2 separate regions of the Mus musculus genome follow, and region 2 is linked to region 1. Evidence: chromatin loops called from intact Hi-C (ENCODE). Cell type or tissue: gastrocnemius. All regions are shown on one strand.

Evidence for each region. A loop is a pair of places that touch in the nucleus more often than their neighbours do. Peaks named below come from ENCODE experiments on the same cell type or tissue, not always from the same donor. Only the 100,000 strongest peaks of a DNase experiment are listed, where the experiment ranks them.
Region 2: it touches region 1 in a loop (2.4-fold over the local background); 1 of 42 quality-filtered maps calls a loop at or near these places.

The regions. Positions count from the first base shown.
Region 1 is chr14:70,601,093-70,609,092 of GRCm38, reverse strand. It overlaps Dmtn (dematin actin binding protein), which reads left to right. Exons shown (of 16, transcript NM_001252662.1): 11 at 3,135-3,199; 12 at 3,352-3,400; 13 at 3,545-3,552; 14 at 3,731-3,796; 15 at 4,045-4,125; 16 at 4,239-6,909. The coding sequence ends at 4,352. Among named protein-coding and RNA genes, the nearest start is that of Fam160b2, 5.3 kb to the right of the region's middle. In gastrocnemius, a CTCF peak has its summit at 3,575 (motif pointing left); a DNase peak (open chromatin) is centred at 3,603; H3K4me3 peaks cover 1,169 bases; H3K27ac peaks cover 855 bases.
Region 2 is chr14:70,434,462-70,442,461 of GRCm38, reverse strand. It overlaps Polr3d (polymerase (RNA) III (DNA directed) polypeptide D), which reads left to right. Exons shown (of 9, transcript NM_025945.3): 3 at 67-110; 4 at 1,007-1,158; 5 at 1,301-1,425; 6 at 1,695-1,863; 7 at 2,183-2,448; 8 at 2,592-2,744; 9 at 2,884-3,714. The coding sequence ends at 3,006. It also overlaps a transcript of Piwil2 not described here. Among named protein-coding and RNA genes, the nearest start is that of Polr3d, 5.0 kb to the left of the region's middle. In gastrocnemius, no CTCF peak of the experiment used is centred here; a DNase peak (open chromatin) is centred at 3,121; H3K4me3 peaks cover 357 bases.

The DNA.
Region 1 (8,000 bases):
AGGAGCCTGGGGAGGAAATGGAGCCGTGTGCTCGGGATGCGGCCATGGGAGACCTTCTCCACGGGGACTACCGCAAGGTCTTTCCTTTGTGGTGATGCTAATTCATAGCTGAGGGAGTAAGAGAGGAGGGATGGGCTCATCTGTGGCTAGTGTCTGGTAAGGAGGGTGCTAAGGGACTGCAGTGCTAGGCAACTGGCTCCAGGGCAGAACTCTTTGGAAGAGTGTAGAAGACTGGAACAGAGAGGCGTAGTAGGACTGGAATTTATTTGCTTTGGTTTTTGTTGTTGTTGTTTCGGCTTCAGTTGGGTTGGTTTGTTTGTTTTTGGTAGGGGTTGTTGCTTGTTTGTTTGCTTCTTTGGTTGGTTGGTTGGTTGGTTGGTTGGAGGTATGCCTCTATATCTCTGCCTATAAAGTACTGAGATGAAAGGCATGTACCATTATGCCAGATGCCTTAAATGTTCAATCTTAGGTAACTGATGCTAGCCTCAAACTCCTGTTTTGCTGAGGGTGGCCTTGAACTCTCTGTCCTCCTGCCTTTGCCTCTCAAGTGCTGTGATTATAGACATTTGCTGCCACATCCGGAACTGAAGGAGCGGTAAAGTGACCATGGCTAGGATGCATGAAGAGCACCAGGACTCAGGTTTGGGGTGGGTGAGACGATTTGCAAAGGGCATTTTAAAGAATATAAAGTCTGTAGTTGAGGCCTGGAGAACAAGAGTATTACAAAACCGTCCCAATGGGTAGATACAGTCTCAGTGTTCCAGATTCTTCTATTCAGCTAAAGAAATGAGCTTCTGTGACTTCCCTTTTGGCTTTGTAAGGTTTAATAGTCAAGTGCCTTCCTTACTTTGGCACAAGACCATGGATATGTATGTCATGTGGTTGTGCAGGTTCCTGACAGATCTCATCAGGCTCAACAGCTCAGAGTCATGAACAGGCATTACCTTGGAATCGTCACTTTCAAACACAAACCTTCTGTCCTAGTTGAAGTTTCCATTGCGGTGATAAAATGCCACGATCAAAAGCAACTTGGCAAGGAAAGGGTTTATTTTGTCGTACAGCTTGTAGTCCATCATTCAGGGAAGGCAGGGCAGGAACCTGGAGTCAGGAACTGGTGAAGAGGCCACGGAGGACTGCTCCTCCTGGCTTGCCTGGTTTGTGTTTTTATACTATCCATGACCACCTGCATAGTGGTAGCACCACCCACAGTGGGCTGGGCCCTCCCACATCAATCATCAGTTGAGAACCTGTCCCCATAGGTTACCCACAGGCCAGTCTGTTGAGGACATTTTCCGAATTGAGGCTCCCCTTTCCCAGGTGAATGTAGGTAGTGTCAAGTTGACATAAAAACAGCCAGCATACATCCTGAAAGTGATTTGGGGTGGAAAATGTTTATATGTACCTGATGGCATTGTAATTCTGTCCATAAAAATAAAAATGCTCCTAATTATTACTAGTACATAGCATACTTCAGCAATGAGCGCTGACTGTGAGAATCAGTGACTTTCTTTTGCCCTCCCCTCGCCCAAACTCAGGTTCTTGTCTGACAGCACACGACCCCGAGCCAATCCCCAGCCCTGAGAGCTGCTCATTCCCTACTCAGGCTTATCATTCCTTATCCAAAATGCTTAGGATTTGAAGGGTTTCAGACTTAAAGAGGGTTTTGTTTCATTTCCTGGATTTTAGAGTATTTGAAAAAACTTTACCAAATTGGAGACGACCTCCCCCAATCCAAAACTGCAAAATCTGAAACCAACATTTCCAAATCCAAAACTGAGAACCCTACCAACAAGACTGAAGAAGTTTGGAATTCAGGGGAGAGTGGATTTCAGATTTTGAACTTTCAGTTTAGAGATGCTAAACTTAATTGAGAATAAACACCAGGTTCCCCAAACCTATTTTGTTCTCAGGCACTGAACTTCCGGTAGACTTTAGAGGCCTGATGCTTATGGTGTTGAACTGTAAGCTGGACATTTAACAAATGCCTGTTGAAGCAACTGCAATGGGATGCCAGCCATTTCTACTAGTTACAGACAAAGGAGCTTTGAGGCTGGCCCACTCTAAGAATGGTAGCTTCTATTTTGTCTCTGTGTGGTGGTAAATACCTTTAATCCCAGCATTCAGGAGGCTAAGGCAGGCAGGTCTTTGTGAGTTTGAGGCCAACCTGATCTACAAAGTGAGTTCCAGGACAGCTAGGGCTACATAGAGAAACCCTGTCTCAAGAAACCACAAAGGGAATGTTAGTTTCTAGACGCCATGGCACATCCCTGTACTTGCAGCACTTAGGGGGGCTGAGGCAGGCAGATCTTGAGACCCCTGGATTTAAAACAAAAAACAAAACAACAAAAAAACCTTGTTGCAAACTAATCTCTGAAATTATAACTAGTAGTGTTAAAAATTTAGTGATTTACAAAAGGCACAAGTTGCAAATGATCTTCAGTTACGCCAATAGGAAGTGTGTATGTATATGTGTGTGTGTGTAGTGTAGACAAACAACTATTCAGGTATGTTATAAGTGGAGGCCAGGAGAGGACATTGGGCATCCTGCACTGTTGCTCTCTGCCTTACTAGACGTGGAAGCTGAACTGGCAGTGATCCCCCTGTCTCGACCCCACACAGTGCTGTGGTTACAGGTGTACACAGCCATGCTCTGCTTTTTATGTGTGTCCTAGAATCCAAACTCAGGTCTTCATACTTGTAGAGCAAGCCCTCTTACCTACTGAGGCAGCTACATAGCCTCAAATGGGAACTATCCTGACTGCATTCACTGTGCTAAGATGACAGTGTCAGAACTGTGCTGTCAAAATGGCTAGAAGTTGACCGCTGTTAATACCATTGTCATACCTTCGAGATTTCACTTAGAGCTGTCATGTGTTTGTAGATCTCAAACTTACTTCATGGTGGCTGAAGTGAAATGAGCCTCAACGTTGCCTGGGGTTCACACTAGGCTTTTGGCTCACTTCTAGTTGGAGAGGAGAGGGAAGATACACGTTCAGCAAAAGCCACAGCGTCACTGTGAAAGTCCGTAGAAGCCTTGCTAGGTTCTGGACAGGGAAAGCCGTGGAGGCAGCTCTCTTAGGAAGGACTGTCAGGACCAAGGGACTAAACCTGGGCCCTCTCTTGCTCTCTTTCAGCCTTGCATTCGGGAACATCTAAATCCTCTTCGCTTCCTTCCTATGGCAGGACCACCCTGAGCCGGGTAAGGCCTTAGGACCGAGCAGGGCTGCCTGGTGTGTGTCCACCATGCTTCTGGGTGGCCAAGCGCTTGGAGATTCTGGGGCGGGGGGGAAGCCCTCAGAGTAAAGGAGACTGTTGAAGGCTTCCTCTGATGTCTGTGTATCATTTTCCTAGCTACAGTCCACAGAATTCAGCCCATCGGGAAGTGAGGCTGGGAGCCCAGGTGAGCAATGGGGTCACACGTCGTTGGGACGCGGTCCTCCACAGACTTTATAGAGAGCCGATGTCCAGTGTGGGCAGTGGTTTAAGATCAGGTGTAGGTGCAATTTCTGAAGCTGTCTCTAAACCGTGGCTCTTGTCTCCTTAGGCCTGCAGGTGAGTGCCCCCTGGAGGGGAGCAGGAGAAGCTCGGGAAACCAGAGCCAGGCATGGGGACTGGTGGGGGAGGGGGGCACGGGCCGACGAGTTGCTTGGCGAAGACTGAAGACGCCTAGGGTAAGGTTGAGAAGGTCCCCCTGACCCACTCTGGCTCACTGCGGCTTTGGTCTCCCCAGAACGGAGAGGGCCAGAGGGGGAGGATGGATCGGGGGAACTCCCTGCCCTGTGTGCTGGAGCAGAAGGTGAGGGCAGGGGACCTGACCACCACAGTGGGGTGGGCTTCAGGGGGGTGGTGGAGCCCACCAAGCTGAATGCGCTCAGGGTGCTCCTGGAGATGACGGGGTGGGGGGTGGGGGCAGCAGGGAAGCCGAAGGAGATGAATGGCGAGATGGCATGAACCCCAGTGGCCTCTGCAGCGGGACCAGGGGAGTCACGAGGGTTAGGAGGACCCAGGACTAGGCACCTAAGAGGGCTTTCTCTGCCCCTCCAGATCTATCCCTATGAGATGCTGGTGGTGACCAATAAGGGGAGAACTAAGCTGCCTCCGGGTGTGGACCGCATGAGGCTTGAGGTATGAAAGAAAGATGCGTGGCATGGGGGAGGGGCCACCCCGTGGGGCTGCCTTTGACTTTGAGGCTGTAGGGGCTACCTCCTTAAGTCACTCCGTTACCCATGTCCCCACAGAGGCATTTGTCAGCAGAGGACTTCTCTAGGGTCTTCGCCATGTCTCCCGAGGAGTTTGGCAAGCTGGCCCTGTGGAAGCGGAACGAACTTAAGAAGAAAGCTTCCCTCTTCTGACATCCCTGCCGGCTCGGCTCGATTCGGCTCGCCCTGTCCGTGACAGTACCTTCCTTCTGCTGCTTCGAGGCCCTGAAGCTGGGGCTGTGAGACCCTTCCCTACAGTGTCCTCTTCCTCTGCTGGCTGGGAGCAGCGGGAGGCAGGGCAGAAACGTTGGGCTCCATTCCTCACGGAGAGAGCCAAGAAGTGCACAGTCCCAGAGTCACGAGGCGTGGACTTCCTTCCCCACGATGGGCCAGGGGGCCTTACCATTTCCCTGGGCTCTACTGCCTAGACAAACCCAGCCCGGACTCCAGCACACAATGTTTGCACCCGTTCCCTGTCTGTCACCCCACATGAGAGTCCCCAGAAGACAGTGAGGAGAAACGAAGGGGGCTTAGCGGGGAGGTCGGTCTGCTGTCCTGTACAGGGGGAGGCGGCAGCTCTGGGACCCTGTGCCTGTCCACCCAAAGGCTCCAGCCAGCTGCACTCCTGGCAGTTTCCTGCACTTGGGCCTGATGCTTCTCTAACTGGCAGAAGCAGGCTCTACCTGGACCTCCAGCTGGGAGGTCATCCTCCCTCTAGCTTGTATGTCCTGTACTTTGCAACCCCTAAGCTTCAAACCTCTTGCTCAAGACCCAAGACTTATTCAAAGCTGTGGCTAAGAGCAGAGACGCTGTTCACACAACGCCTCACCACCACCAGCCTCCAGGCAAAACCAGATAGGATGCACCGTTCTAGCACCTGTCCAGGGACCACCGAGCCCAGGCCTCAGCCTCCCTAAGATGGGATGGAGAGTCCCAGCTCCCAGGTCCCTCCATTGCCATGCATCTCCTACTGTGCTCTCTACAGAATGTAATTTATTGGGGCACCCTCTGCTGCTTCCCTGACTCCCTGCCCTACCTAATTGCACTTCCAGTCCTGTCTGTCCACATATGTACGTGTATATAATTATACATATATATATATCTATTTTGCCCAGGTCTGGGTTTCGTTTTTACCCAGACCCTGGCACTCCCTGTCCACTGTGTGTGTGATCATGCTGGGAGGGGTAACTGCTTGGAATTAAAAGGTTGCACTGGGTCCCTAAATCTATTGTTTCTATCCATGCCTGTGCATATCAGACAAGCACTGTACCACAACCAGTTGTCTTACCTCTTTTTTTTTTCTTTTTTTCTTTTTCAAGACAGGGTTTCTCTGTATAGCCCTGGCGGTCCTGGAACTCACTCTGTAGACCAGGCTGGCCTAGAACTCAGAAATCCTCCTGCCTCTGCCTCCCAAGTGCTGGGATTAAAGCATGTACCACTACTGCTGGGCTAGTCTTACCTCTTTAGTTGCCCAGGCTAGACCTGACCTCTCACTCTGTAGCCCAGGAAGTTTTGGCCTTCTTGGTTCAGTATCAAGTAGCTGGACGCATAGGCTTAGGCCAGCAGCCTGAACTATCTATTCATTTATTCTGTTTTGTTGTTTTGTTTGAAATAAGGTGTCCCATAGCAAAGGCTGGTCTTGAACCCCTGATCCAGCATTTGCCTTTCCGAGTGCTGGGATCACAGGCATATATCGCATATTTGTGGATCTTATTTGTCTCACATAGCTCACACTGGCCTCAAACTTACTTGTATCTGAGGTTGAACTTCCCATCCGCCTTGCCTCTGCCTCACAAGTGCTGGAATACACTGACAGCCATGGTTTATTCCGTGCTGGGGATGGAACCCAGGGTCTCTTGCTTGCTAGGTGTGTGCTCTACCAACTGAGCCACATTGATAACCCACGTTTGTTTCTTTATAAGCCACTAGCCCTGAGACATAGGGACAGGTGACATCAGGTTTCATGTGAGCCAGAGTGGGCTTAGAGACAATACCATAGTCCCGTTCCTCTCTAGGACGCAGGAGCAAGGGCTGGCCTAGAGAGACTGCTACTTGCCACCTTTCCAGGGGCTCTATGAGACAGAAAGCTATCTTTTGTAGCTAGAGAGAGCTTGACAGAGCCTCAGAAGATGACCTCAAACACACCGGCCTCCCTAGGACCCAAGGTGCCTCTGCATCAGGGAAGCCCAGCAGAAAACGTTACCAGGAGGTTACCACCTGGCTGCCAAGCACTGAGCAGAGGAAGCAGGAACGGAGACCTGGTAACTGAGGGACAAATGGTGCCTTGGTGCCTTGATGGCCTCTGACTGCCTTGGTGAAGCCTTCTGCCTGCAACCACTATGGAGCTGCGTGCCCAAGGTGGGGCTGAGTGTGCAGTTTGATTGGAAGATCAAAAAGAAGACGGGATGGGCTTGCACAGGGGAAGAGGACCAGCTGGCCCCAAAGCAAATAGATGAGAACCATTCAAAACAATGATTTTCTTACCATTGGAATGGAGTTTACAGCTGAAGACTGCCTTGAATCGCCTCCCTCTGCTTCTACCTCCTGCGTGTTGAGATGACAGGTGGACACCATTACGCCTGCTTCATTTGGGGCTAGGGAGCCAACCCAGGCTTTGTGTGTGCTAAGTAGACACTCTGCCTGAAAGACCTACATTCTCAGCTCCCGAATGAACAATGATTTTAAGTAAAGTCGGCTTATGTTTACAGCATTATCCTTGAAACAGACCTGCGAGAGCAAGGTTTGTTTGACCCAACAAACGAGAGAGCGTTTTACCTGAAACCCAAGGCTTCATAAAACCAATATGTGTGGTGTGTGTGTGTGTTGGGGGGCTGAGGGCAGTGTCCTATCTCATTTTGGGGGGAGGGCATTCAGGAGATCAAAGCCAGGGTCTTGGGCCTGCTAGGCAAGCACTCTACTGCAGAGCCAGCTACATCTCCAGCTGCCCAGCACTGGAGAGATATAGCCATTTTTCCAGGGGAAGCAGGACTGGGTTCCGCATATGTTATCAGACAACATGGACTATGTGATTATAAAGCGGACCCTGTTTACTTAGAACTCACAGCCGGGCGCTGTAGAAAGTTCACTGGTTACCAAGGGAAGCAACATATGATCAGATTGACTGGAAATGTTTGTGGTAGGACAAATTTTGACACTAAGTCCTAAAGGATTTGGAGCTCCTGAGAATTTAGATTCCTTCAAAGTGAGGCTCTTGACCCCCTAAAACAAAGCCTTAGGGAGAGTCCTTCATGCGTCCTTCTCATGACACAAAGATGTAAAACCTGGGCAACTTTATTGGTTCCCGAAGCTTTTGTTTTGGTTTTATTTACTAAACACCTCACCATTTAGAGTCAGGAGCTGAGGGCTTAGAATGCAGCACAGAGCGCTTGCTTAGCATGCATGAGCCCTGGGCTCTCTTGTTAGCAGTGGACACACCAGGCATATGCCAGATCCCAACACTAAGGAAAGGAAGATTGGGAGTCCAAGGTCAACCTCAGCTACACAGTAAGTTTGAGTCTATCCTGGTCCATATGAGACCCTGTCTTGAAAAAAGAAAACAAGAGTTGACTTTACAGTCATGAAATCAATGAACAACAAAAATATCTGATAATTAAAAAAAAAACAATGTGTCAACTCTGTTTCCTTTTCCTTTTTCATTTTCAAGACATGGTTTCTGTGTCCTAGAATTTGCTCTGTAGACCAGGCTGGCCTTGAACTAGTAGAGATCTGCCTGCTTCTACTCCCTGAGTGCTGGGATCAAAGGCATGTGACATCAAGTGCAATTTACATGTTTTTTTGTTT
Region 2 (8,000 bases), 170 kb after region 1:
AAGCCATCCCAGGACTGTTGGTCAGTTGAGCACATCGAAAATACAGTACTGTGTTTTACTTTTCAGAAAACCTTCACCCCAAATATCATCAGTCGGAAGATCAAAGAAGAGTAAGTAATGAATGAACAGTACTCACCCCGGTTAGCTCTGAATTTGGGGACGTAATTAGGTTGTGTGGCCTAGAGATTTTAACTTACGCTATTAGCTTATTCACCAGTGGTTCTCATCCTTCAATCCTGGGTTATATAGGGGCATGTTTCTTTTTGAGACAGTGCCTCGCTACATGGCCTTGCATGTCCTGGAACTCACTTATGTAGGTTGCTGGCCTAGAACTCCCAGAGATGTGCTTGCCTCTCAGACCTGTGTCCTGAGTGCTGGGATTAAGATGTACACCTCCACGCTTAGCTCCAGGGCACTTTGCATTAGAGGGTCTTTTTGGTTTTTGTTTTGTTTTGTTTTTTTTCTGTAATAAATAGCTGAGATAATTGGCTTACAGAGAGGGACATTTTGTTTTGGAGATTTTAGTCCACGATCAATCAGGTGGTTCTTGCTTTTGGGTTCATGGTATGGCAATGAATGCAGTCGGAATACCCAAGGGAAGAAAGAAATTAAGGAGAGGAAAGGGCTGAGTTTCTATTCTCCTTTAGGAGCTGGGTAACCACCCAGTAGGCTCCATCTCTTATAGTTTCAGCTACCTTCTGTTTCTGCCGAGGTGGGGCTGAACTCTCCAACTTTGCCTTAAGGTCCTCTGCTCTCCAGCCTTTCTACTTTTAGAGGGTTAAAAAACCAACAAACAAAACAAAAGGCCCACATTTTGACAAGACGGTAAAGTAGAAGGAAATTAAAGGCCGTGCTTTATGGGAGATGTCAAAGGTATAGCGAAGGGTTGGGTGCCGATTCTCGTAGTGTACTTACTGGCTCACAAGCTCTGCTCAGCGGGCTGAAAGGGGCAAGCGAGGAGGCTCCATTTCCTGAGGCAGACCCTTTTGTCTGTCCTCATTCCCAGGCCAAAAGAAGAAGTGACTATGAAGAAGGAAAAGCGTGAACGGGACAGGGACCGCCAGCGTGAGGGTCACGGACGGGGACGTGGCCGCCCGGAAGTGATCCAGTCCCATTCTATCTTCGAGCAGGGTCCGGCAGAAATGATGAAAAAAAAAGGTACCAGGAAGGGACCTGGTCTGGGTTGCAGTTCAGACTGCCTGAGAAGGCAGAGCGTGGGAGTCTCCATTCCAAGTTGGGCTCTCCTCGCTGTGGGCAGTCTTCCTTATTGAACCCTAGTGGACAGCATGATTTCCCGCAGGGAACTGGGATAAGACCGTGGACATGTCCGACATGGGACCTTCTCATATCATCAACATCAAAAAAGAGAAGAGAGAAACAGACGAAGAGACCAAGCAGATCCTGCGCATGCTGGAGAAGGATGACGTAGGTGCCAGGAGCCTGGGGGACAGGTTCTTTTGTAGCTGCTAAAGAGGGTTTTGAGGGAGCCAGGCCAGGGACATGTTCAAGCTTTTGGTTACAGGAGCACTAAAGAGGGGCTGGGGGTGCAGCTCAGTGGAGAGCGAGCTTGCCTCTGTGTGAGACGTACACATATGCAAAGAAAAGAGAGAGACACAAGTCCCGAAACGGGCTGTGATGTAAGCACACGTGCTGACATTTCATGTGACCCCCCCCCCCCTCCAACTCTTTGGCAGTTCATCGATGACCCGGGGCTAAAGAATGACACACGGAACATGCCAGTGCAGCTGCCTCTGGCTCATTCAGGGTGGCTTTTTAAGGAGGAGAGTGAAGAGCCAGAGGCTAAGCCTTTTTCGGCTGGCCCCAAGGAAGAAGATATGGAGGTGGACGTGCCTGCCGTCAAAGGTAACGTGCATGCGTGCGTCAGCTGACTTCCCTTCTTCCCTAGCTCTCCCAGAAGCCCTCAGCAGTGTCTCCTTCCCCTTCCCACTCAAAAGTACAGGCACGGAATCAAGACATAAGTTTCTGCCTCAGACCGCACGTCTGTGTGCCAGTATGCCCGGCCTCAGAGAAGGCACTCTTGAATTTCTTTGCTGTTCCTCTACGTAACTTCTGGCTCAGCAACAGCGGAGCCCACGGATATGAAGGCTTGGGAATAGAGAATTGGCTTAGTGGGTAGGGCTACTTATATTTGCTGTTGTTTGCTCTTTCTCACTTTGGGCAGTGAAAGAGGAGCCACGAGATGAGGAAGAGGAAGCCAAGGTGAAAGCCCCTCCAAGAGCAGCCCGGAAGACTCCTGGCCTCCCAAAGGACGTGTCGGTGGCCGAGCTGCTCAGAGAGCTGAGCCTCATGAAGGATGAGGAGCTCCTGTTCCTTCAGCTGCCTGACACCCTCCCCGGGCAGCCACCCACTCAGGACATCAAGCCTGTCAAGACAGAGGTGCAGGGCGAGGATGGACAGATGGTAGTCATAAAGCAGGAAAAAGACCGGGTATGCTCAAGAGCGAGGTCTGGGGAAATTCTAGGCCGATAGCTCCAGGATTTCTGCCGCTGCTGCAGTTCTTCCTGGGAAACAGAAATGGATTCATTCATGAAAGCTGTTGCCTAGTAACCACCTGTGGCTTCTCTCCACAGGAAGCCAGGCTAGCAGAGAATGCTTGTACCTTGGCTGACCTGACAGAGGGTCAAGTGGGCAAACTGCTCATCCGTAAGTCAGGGAAGGTGCAACTCCTCCTGGGCAAGGTGACTCTAGATGTGACCATGGGAACGACCTGTTCTTTCCTGCAGGTACGACCCCGATGGGCCAGGGAGAGGCTTGGGGAAATATTAAACAGCCTGTGCTGAGGTGGCGAGGAGCTTCTGGGTCACTGCACTGAGGGCTGGGTGTGGGTGTGTGCTTCTCACTGATGTCTCTGTTGAATGGCAGGAACTGGTGTCTGTGGGCCTTGGAGACAGCAGAACAGGGGAGATGACAGTCCTGGGACATGTGAAGCACAAACTTGTATGTTCTCCTGATTTTGAATCTCTCTTGGATCACAAACACCGGTGAGATGGACAGATGGAGGAGCACGGTGACTGTGCCCACGACCGCACATGCTCTCAAATACACGCAGCCCAGAAGGGCCTCTTTAGCCCACCCGTTGTAGCCTTTGGCTGTAGTCCCAGTTTCCCCCGACTAGGGCCATGCTGCCCCTCGCCCCAGCTGTGAATGGGACCTCACACAGCCTGGGTATGGAAGGCGCATCCTCATCTCTGGGAACGTGACCCTGCTATTTATTTTTTATTTATGTCTTAATCCTCAACTGACTGCATTCTCCCAGAGTAGAATGGGGCAGGCTTCTTTTTGGGGAGCCGTGGGCTACGGGGATAGGAAGGGAAGGGGCTCAGGCAGGTAAGAAAGAACAGGGATGCGATGGAACTGAAGACTTAAAACTCAGTCCCAGCTCCCTGGTTTCTAGCTCTGTGTCCTTAAACTACATAATCTTTCTGAGCCTCATATTCCTCACCCGACAGACATGAGGACAATACCTACCTCGCAGGGTTGGTGTGAGCAGCACAGGGAATGTTGTAGATGGGAACTCCTTGCACAAGACTGGATATACATTATATAAGGGGTATGTGTGTGTTTGTATACACATAACATACATATGTATGTATATATACACATGTACATAACCATAGGCGCTCAATAAATGTTAGTTTTCCTTTCCTTTGAGTCTATTTCCAAATAAATTAACTTTATACTTGGAAGAAGTAAGTGGTTCTGCTCACATCCCTACTTTTGTGACTCCATTGCTTTTTAATTTTTAACTCTTTTCAGTGCTGAGCCTGAGACCTGGAGCATGCGAGGCAAGTGCCCTACCACTGAGCCATAAGCCCCAGCTCTCATTTATCCTTACTCTGCACCCTATTCCCACCCTGGGCTGATGGAATGAATGAATGTTCATGTCAGCTCTTGTGTAGCTTCTATCCCATGCTGTCTTAGCCGCCTGCTTCCTGTTGGAGTTTCTGTTAGAAGAAGCTGGAGGAGCCTTAAGGCGCCCTGCAGGGGCCTTTAGGTGATGTGGTAGGAGGGCTGCTTACTCTTTGCACCCTCTCCTGCAGCAAGTGTCTAGTAGACTAACTCCCATAAAGGTATTGGTCAAGAGAAACATCTGGCCAGAATTCCCGCTACACCTCATCCAATGGTTCTTAAAAGAGCAAAGCCGCCTTGGTGAGATTGGGGTTGACACTTGGTGAGGTGAGGCTTGGTGTTTGAGCTGTTCTCTTCTGCCTTAGGACGCTAGGGCGTCACCAGGTCGGCCTGTCATGCCTGCTTCCCACTGCCATGCCTATGCTGCCTGCCCTGCTTCCTTCGCTGGGGTCATTGTGGTGCCTGGGAGAACATCTGCTTGCTTGTCAGCAGGGCTGAGACATTTTTATGTTGGAGCAAAGACACTCCCGGCATTAGCATCTACAGGGATGAAGCCCAGACTCAGTACTGACTGCCAGCTGGCTCTGGAACAGTCAGGTACTTCTTGTAGCCTCTCTTCCCTTTCTCCTCTGGCCTGTGGTTTATTGAGCACCACGGGGGCCTTTCCTGCAGAGCCTCTCGGGCTACCTAACCAGGTATCGGGAAGAGATGGAATAGTAACTCCATTGTCTTGGAACCAAAAGCTCACACTCGCTCTGTCAGGTGGTGGTATTCATCTAGTTCAAGAACAGGAGAGGCAGAGGCTCTGGGAGTGTGTGCCCTGTAGACCATGCAAACCCTGCCTGGTCTCAGGCAGCTTTGGTGAGCTCTGGGCTCCTGCCCTTTGTGCTTTTAAATAGCTGATGACTGCTCTTGGGTGTCAGTGGAATCTTCTCTCTTCTGATCGAGAACCTCCTGCTTTTCTTTTTTTTTTTTTTCCCCCCCTTTCTTTTTGGAGTAACCTAATGGTCTTGTGTCTGAAGTAACCTAATGGTCTTGTATCTGAAGATGTTTGGTATTTTGCAATCCATAGTTCTTTGGAATTTTTAAGTGTTTTTTGCTGTTTTTGTTTTTTGTTTTTGTTGTTGTATTTAAGTGAGACAATATCTCTACGTAGCTCATTATGGCCTCAAAGTTTCAACCCTGCCTTGGCCCCCTGAGTGCTTTAATTATAGGCATGCACCAACCATGGACAGAAACCCTTGGGTTTTTTTTTTTTTTTTCTTTCTTTCTTTTTTTGGTTTTTCGGTTTTTCGAGACAGGGTTTCTCTGTGTAGCCCTGGCTGTCCTGGAACTCACTCTGTAGACCAGGCTGGCCTGGAACTCAGTAATCCGCCTGCCTCTGCCTCCCAAGTGCTGGGATCAAAGGCGTGCGCCACCACCGCCCGGCAACCCTTGGGTTCTTTGAGTCTTCCAAGAAGATGGTGTATCACCTTCTCCCTTCCCCGTCTGAAGTGCTGTACAGCAAAGCTTCCCACTGTGTGTGTTCTCACCACCTGTCTCTGGGTCCCAGATGCACAAGTTAGAGAGCTCGTCAGTAGGAGGCTGGGAAAGTGAGACCAGTCTGCTTTCCTGGCTGAGCCTCTCAAGGGAAGCATCCATTTCTACCAACAAATATGTGCAAATAACGGGGGGGGGGGGGGGGGATAGGGAAGCAGTTGATACAAGGGTGCAAATGAATGCAAATGTATTACTACCTGCATCTGTGTGTATGTATTTTGTGTTAGAAACAGAAAGAACTAAAGACTTGTTCATTTCTTTGTGTAAAGTGGCTCTGTAGGCTTCAGTCAGCCTTGGGATTGGCTTCAATTCCACAAGTAACCTTGGAGAGGAAAAAAAGTCACTTGTCTTCCCTCAGTTTATTTTTTTTAAATTGTTTTTAAACAGAAGAATGTTATCACCATATCTCTATTTGCACAGTGGTTTTTTTTTTAATTTATTAAAATGGTTACTTTGCATGAGTTGGGGGTACGTAGATGTGGAGGTCAGAAGACAATTTTTAGGAGTCAGCTCTCAACTTTATGCCCTGTTGATACAGGATCTCTTGTTTCTGCTGCTGCTTTGAATGTGGGGTTCAAGTTATCAAGTGCAGCCAAGGACTTTTACCCACTGAACCAGTTTCCTAGTTTGCTTTTATTTTTTTATAAAAAGATTTGAGTGTTCTGAGTAATTTTCCTGTATGTATGTGTGTGTACTAAGTGCATGCCTAGTGTCTGGAGGTCAAAAAAGGGCATCAGATTTTCTGGAACTTCAGTTATGGATGGTTGGGAGCTACCACATGGATACTGGGAACCCAAACCAGGTCTGCTGCAAGAATATGTGCTCTTAATCTGAGCCATCTCTCTAGTCCCTTTCCCTTCCCCTTTTGCTTTTAAATTAGAGTGATTGTAAAGACTTTATTGAGTATCAGATAAGTCCAGTAAGAGACATGTGTGATCAGCAAGCTTTTATTAAGCCAATATGTGTTGTTTATGCTCTATAAAGCATAGGACCCTTCTGTGATTTCTGCAACTTTTCCCAGCCACACAGACCTTGCTGCCCTGTCACAGTGGGCAAGCTGCACCCTTCCCCCACCCCATGTCCTTTCCCTCAGGTCTAGACTCAACTTTATCCAGATGTTTCTAGGTCTTACTTCTGAAATCCTTCAGTTCTCTGAGATTCCCTGGCCACTCTACATAAATTAGCTAACTCGGGTGCAATGTGCTCCGCTTGTTGCCAGCACTTAGGATACTATAGCCAGCGGGTATGAGTTTGAGGCTAGCCTGTGCTACAGAGTCAGGTCCAGGTAAATCTAAAACTCACCCCTCTGGTGCTTTTTGCTCCTCTTCACTGTTTCCCTTCTCTCCACAGCATTTGTCATCCTTTCATTTCTTATCTGAGATCCCACTGATAGTCTATGACCACAGAGTACAGGTGAGTCTTAGGCATGAACTATATTTTAGCACATAAAATAGTTCCTTGAACATGATGGATGCAGTAAGTTGTGGTTGAAAGAATAAAGAAATGTGCAAATCGTATGTGTTTTGGTCAACACCTACAATACTAAACAAATGTGAGAAAATTGGTCCAACGGAAATGTCCCTCCCTCTTCTGGGAAGAAGAAAGGATCAGGCCAACCTTGTGGGTTGGGCTTTGAGCCCTTGTGACTTTGCCTTGTAGGTTCAGCCCTTGTGACTTTGCCTTGTAGGTGTACAATGGTATTGTGTTTTACTTTAATGTGCCTCATGAGCTCATAGATTGCAAAGTGATTGTGGCAGGTGGGAATTGTTTTGTATAGACATGTATTTGCATCCTTGGGCCCTCATAACCATAATAGGTTCCTGAACTAAGTCTTTGGTTGGCCCTTTGCTGCCTATAGCACGGTTAAAGGCAGGTAGCCTCCATAGGGTGGTGGCTCTATGATGGTGTTGGGATTTGCTGCCCCTCTGATGAGAATAAGAAGTACTTCTTTTTTTTTTTCTTCTTTGTCTTTTGAAACAGAATTTCATGTAGCTCAGACTTGCTTTGAACTTGTTATGTAGAAGAAACTGGCCTTGAACTCCTGATCATCCTCACTTTGCCTCAAAGTGCTGGCATTAGAGGCATGTACCACCACACCCAGCTGACATAATACTTTTGGAAACAACTCTTTAAGATTGCTTCTAGGTTCTCATTAAAATTTAACACTTAGGGTCAGGGCAGTGCTGTGCTTCAGTGGGTAAAGGACCTGTTGCCTAGTCTCAAGCCTAAATTTAATTCCTGGGACTTCTCTACATGGTAGAAAGAGAGAGAACCAATTCTGTGGTTCTGTCTCAAACCTCCACACATGTGCCATGACATATGCACACACAAATACAAAAAAATAATAATTATTAAAAGAGCACTTGACAAGGTGTCCCAACTTGTACCTGCCAAGGCTTCATGACAGATATTCTTCTTCTGGGGTGGCCTAACTGATTCAACATCTAGTAATATGTGAAGGGCCCAACCAACCTATCATATCACAGTATTGCAGTACACTGGCCTGGCATTCAGCTCTGTAGGTGTGGGGACTGGGAGGAGGGATGGCAGTTGTCCCTTTGGTAAAATTTATCCTCTGCTCCACAGCCCCA